2 separate regions of the Mus musculus genome follow, and region 1 is linked to region 2. The links are chromatin contacts, found by Hi-C in ENCODE. All regions are on one chromosome and are shown on one strand. Each heading gives the region's core, a stretch centred on a gene start or an enhancer-like site at or near the end of the contact. The rest is flanking DNA. Distances are from core to core; before and after follow the strand shown.

The links. A loop is a pair of places that touch in the nucleus more often than their neighbours do.
Region 1: a map of T-helper 17 cell shows a loop between it and region 2 (2.6-fold over the local background). The contact joins the enhancer-like site here to the promoter of Il2 in region 2. A Hi-C loop is called at or near these places in 3 of 37 maps with a recorded cell type or tissue (T-helper 17 cell and T-helper 2 cell).

Annotation. Positions count from the first base shown.
Region 1 is chr3:37,202,728-37,205,427 of GRCm38, reverse strand. No RefSeq gene overlaps it. Among named protein-coding and RNA genes, the nearest start is that of Gm36168, 20 kb to the left of the region's middle. Within about 2 kb of position 1,252, at least 1 of the 3 ENCODE cell types and tissues checked has a DNase peak (open chromatin) inside an H3K27ac peak, as active enhancers do.
Region 2 is chr3:37,124,632-37,127,470 of GRCm38, reverse strand. Il2 (interleukin 2) reads left to right here and starts at 1,517. Exons shown (of 4, transcript NM_008366.3): 1 at 1,517-1,753; 2 at 1,853-1,912. The coding sequence starts at 1,565.

The DNA of each region.
Region 1 (2,700 bases), core at 3-2,502, 78 kb before region 2:
ATAAAGTCGTTCTTTGCCCACATGAAAGGACTCTGCTCTCTGTGGAGAAATCTCAAGCCTGCTGAAGAGCAGTTGTCTGGGGCGACGACCACAGCTTGTGTGTTTGGTTGGGCTACGGGTCCAAGAGCTGCCTTTCTTCCTAACTCTGTCACTTCATAAATCACAACAGGACTCTTGGGTTTCCAGAGCAAAATGTGGGGTAGAGAGCCCTGGGGTTCTGCTGGGGACCCCAGAAACCACAGGCTGCTTACAGAGCAAAGCCCCAGTGTATCTGAGCACCCAGCGCTCCTTGGACCTCATCTCAGAACAGGAAAGTGTTGACTGAAAATGTGTCTGGGGAAGGGTCGATCCTGCTCACTGACACAATCTGGTCCGTACCAGGTATCTATCACCGCCTTCAAACAAGGATATATTTGTAGTATCTGATTTATTTTCAGGGTTGTAGTTTTAGTAAAATTTTATTAAGAAGTAATACGGCATCCAAAAGCTAGTTTGCACTCAATAGTTACCTTCCTAGTTCTGATGTCTTTCTAGATTTTGAAGAATATTAATGCATTTGCACAAAACATTATTTTTCACTCCTGAAACTGGATCACTGACACGTTGCAGTATTTGTGCCCTCCAGGAGAGGTCTCCCCTGACAGTGACAGGCACTTGCTCCCAGGGAGAACCCAGTACACATGAGATGCTTTCCAACTTTGTATTTATGAGTCCAGTTACTTCGATAAACTGTGCTTGGAATACTATGCCCAAATCAGACGTTCTCCTCTTGCTCTCAGTGACGCGAATAACACAATCCCCTGTGTTTGTAGATTTCTCTTAGCAGAGGAGGAAACTTGAAAGAAGTGTCCCAAAGTCCCCTCCCAGCTTCTACTCCTTCAGAAATATTTCTGGTCTTCTTTTGTTCTTTCAAATGTCCCTTTGGACGAGATGTTCACTGAAGCGTTATGTGCCTCACTGGAGACTGATGTACATCGCTAACAACGACAGAACCTCCTTTGGGAGCGTCCAGGACGACTGGGCAAGGTAAACCGTTCCAGGAAGGCGCTCCTTTCCTGCGGGCTCCTGAGGTCTGTGCCATGTATCTTTGGTTACGCTGCTCAGATCTGATGAGGAGAGAAAGGGTCAGGGTGGGGCAGCAGCAGCTGCCGCCTCTCACAGGGCCACAAAGCAAAGAACAGGAAGCTCTGGCAGGGCAGGGTTCCCCACAAGCTCCTTGAAGGCTGGCAGCTCCTCTTTGGAGCCCGACTTCCCTTCATCGCTGTCTCCTTTACTTCCTCTTTCTACCAAAACACTAACGACATTTTACCACAAGGGGGCAGTGCAGGGGAAGAAACCAATCATCTGACTTGGTGCGTCCTTAGGGAAATTATTCTGTCAGGAGCTTGATCTTTTCTGTCCTCCTTCCTCCCTCCTTACAGATAATTCTATATTCAAGCCAGAGTTTCCATGAAGAAGTCGTCAGTCCCACAGCTTACCTAACAGGGTCCTGCGACATGCGTTCTGAAATAGGCTTGCATTTGATTAAGATTGATTGATTTGATTTGCCTCTTTTGGATACAAGACATAAAGCAATTATGATTATGAGGTATTTTTTAGAATTATCTGTTTCAGGCACTATTGTAAGGATATGCAGAGTAAGGAGGCCTCTGAATGTAAAATCCATTCTCTGTATACATATATATCATTTGACCAAGTCCCCCAGTTAGTGGGAGTTAGACCCCCTAAGTTGGCACAGCTGGGTGTTTCCTGAGGACTTTAGCTATAGGATATGGAGGTGACATTATGATCTCTAAGTGGCTGGCTTATGACAGGGGCTAGACTTTCGCACTGGTTGTAAATGTCTTATTGTTCCAATTGTGCTGGCAAAGAGAATACGTTATGACCACAGCTCAGCCATAAAAGCAAACTGTCACTATTACTTAGACCTTAAGGAGCACTACGGGGGCTCCCTGGGAATTTATAGAAAATGGATAAAATCAGGTTTGCAAGGCTATTTTTAGATAAGAAGGCGCCAGGAGCAACTAAGGATCTGGCCTTTGTTCTACCGAAAGAAGCCTGGATAGACTGACCAAGGACCTCACCAGGGAGGAATCCCCAGAAAAGCAACAGGAAATATTTGAAAGACACAGCAGGGTTGCTTGGATGCCCTAGTAGAGCAGGGTTTCCCTAGTATCTAATCCGCCATCAAAGATTCACTAAAACTGAAAGGAAAGGAAGTGCTTAGAATAGCAGAGGAGTCAGGGAAGGCCAGGTCTGCACAGTTTGCAGAAGGGAGGGAGCGTGCTTCAGCAGGCACTGAGGTTAGTCCTACGCTTATGTGCAGGACCATCCATAAGAGTACATCTCAGCCTGAGGAAAGGACAACACTGAGTACAGAGCTCAATCATCGCCCCCCCCTAGCATTCTGTGAGGAAGTGGATTTTGAGTGTAGCTGGTGTGATTGACAGCCACCGGGCCGTGTCTGGGTCTGGATCCTTTACTATATCACCGGCTCTGGGGATAGGGTGTGCACCCAGAACAAAGTAAAGAAAAGCAGGATTTAGCTCTGCCTCTGAGTGTTGAGTATAATTTGTATTTTTCCTCCCTGCTCATATGGCTCTTGCTCTGGGGCTGTGTCCTGGGTCCCTTCAGCCCAGCTCTACTGTGAGTTCCCAAGGGAGCCTGATATCAGTAGAATGAAGCCATTAGGCAGATAGA
Region 2 (2,839 bases), core at 268-2,767:
CCTTAGTCATCTCATCACCCTACATCCTCAGTTTTCAAATCTACAAAATGGGGTAGGTGTGTGGTGAGGCTTATGTTAATCTGTGTATTTGCACATATTTTCTCCCTTTCTATGTACCCCAGGATGTTTTAGATGGTAGATAAATGTCTGCATAAAGACTAGACCAGTACAAGTTATTAGAAATGGGGACACCACAGGCAAGCTCCCTAAGAAAGACCCCGTCTCTACCAGTTGATTTGGAACTATGTTCCTACTCCATCACGCAGCCAGTGTACTACACGGAGGATAAGGAATCCAATGTATCCTATTCAGGTGACCCACTGAGAACACGTGGGATAGTCCCTAGCTATTACTCTCAGAGTGCCCAGGTACTTTTAGGATAAACCCAAATCTACTGAATTAGGGGGAAGAAGGTTGGCAAGATGGCTCAGTGGTAAAGGCTAGGTAGAGGCTAGTAGCAGAGGTAGGCACACAGACTGGATGACTTTTGTGTTTAGATTTCTGAGTCACACAAGGTGACAGGAGAGAAGTTACTAGCAAGAGTTGGTCTCTGACCTCCACAGGTGTACTGTGGCACACACACACACACACACTCATAATACATGTGCACAAATGCATGTACACATACATACACACATGCATACATGCACACACACACACTCATATACACACGCACATAAACATGCTCACACACACATACATGTGCACGCACATGCACATACTCATACACACATGAACACATGTGTGTGTACACACGTGAAAATATTTTTTAAAAATGAAAGTGCAACTAGAGACATATAAAATAACACCAACATCCTTAGATGCAACCCTTCCTGAGAATTTGTTGGACATCATACTCTTTTTAAAAAGCATAATAAACATCAAGACACTTACACAAAATATGTTAAATTAAATTTAAAACAACAACGACAAAATAGTACCTCAAGCTCAACAAGCATTTTAGGTGTCCTTAGCTTACTATTTCTCTGGCTAACTGTATGAAGCCATCTATCACCCTGTGTGCAATTAGCTCATTGTGTAGATAAGAAGGTAAAACCATCTTGAAACAGGAAACCAATATCCTTCCTGTCTAATCAACAAATCTAAAAGATTTATTCTTTTCATCTATCTCCTCTTGCGTTTGTCCACCACAACAGGCTGCTTACAGGTTCAGGATGGTTTTGACAAAGAGAACATTTTCATGAGTTACTTTTGTGTCTCCACCCCAAAGAGGAAAATTTGTTTCATACAGAAGGCGTTCATTGTATGAATTAAAACTGCCACCTAAGTGTGGGCTAACCCGACCAAGAGGGATTTCACCTAAATCCATTCAGTCAGTGTATGGGGGTTTAAAGAAATTCCAGAGAGTCATCAGAAGAGGAAAAACAAAGGTAATGCTTTCTGCCACACAGGTAGACTCTTTGAAAATATGTGTAATATGTAAAACATCGTGACACCCCCATATTATTTTTCCAGCATTAACAGTATAAATTGCCTCCCATGCTGAAGAGCTGCCTATCACCCTTGCTAATCACTCCTCACAGTGACCTCAAGTCCTGCAGGCATGTACAGCATGCAGCTCGCATCCTGTGTCACATTGACACTTGTGCTCCTTGTCAACAGCGCACCCACTTCAAGCTCCACTTCAAGCTCTACAGCGGAAGCACAGCAGCAGCAGCAGCAGCAGCAGCAGCAGCAGCAGCACCTGGAGCAGCTGTTGATGGACCTACAGGAGCTCCTGAGCAGGATGGAGGTAAGTGCACAGCCATCCCATCTATAGGCAATACCTTTAGCTTTCTTGCCAAAGGCTGTGTTTAATAACCTTTAATAATAATGTGTTACGCTTTCTCAGAATTACAGGAACCTGAAACTCCCCAGGATGCTCACCTTCAAATTTTACTTGCCCAAGCAGGTGAGTGAGTTTCTGTGTTTAACTGGTGCTCTAATGAATTCAAAGTAACATACATGTGTATAACGTGTAAATAACATGTGACCAGATGAATAGTACCTCATCTGAAGAAAATAAGTTTCTCTGATATCTCTCTGTAAAAAAATCTTGACAATGGTACTTCTTTTAAATGGTTTTCTTTACATTTTTCCTGTGTATTTATGTGTTGGGAAAGGGAATGAGAAGAAAATGCAAGATGATTGCATTTTGATGCTGGGATAATTTAAAGACTGTTGATTTCTGTTTTATGCTTGTCCTACAGATATTTGAGAGAGGTGCATTATTTCAGCTTCTTAAATGTAAAAATTGACTTGAGAGGGTCTCATTTTACACACACTTTACTGTTTTAAGAATGATTCCTATGACTGCATTTTTGAGGAGCAGCATAACCAATGTTAAGATTCTAGGGCCAATGATCTGCAGTGGAGTCCAGCCCTGCTAGGGCCTAGCTCTCATGGCCTCAGGAAGTTGTCTATGCTCATTCACCCACTTACATAAATGATCATTGCTATGCTTATCACTTGTCAGGTTTCAGAACAGTGTCTGGCCAACAGCACATAAACACACTATTAGTGCTAGAGAAGAAGTCCGAGATGTATAAAACAATTTTGGATTTATACAGTCTCTTTTAACTAGTGGAACTAGAGAGCTGTAATATTACTACATGATACTATCTCTCAATATTGAAAGGTTTTTTGGTCTCCTTTGGAGGCAGAATGTTGTGTGATACAAAACAGCTTACACAAGCTCTTAGAACTCCAGCAAGGGTAGAAATTTGCTCTAGTCCCGAAAGTCAAAAGAGAATGGATAACTTTGGTCCTAGAAAGAGCTTGTCCCAAGTAAATCCAAGCCTAGAGCAAAATGGGATCTAAGGGGACAAAGAGGCAGCTG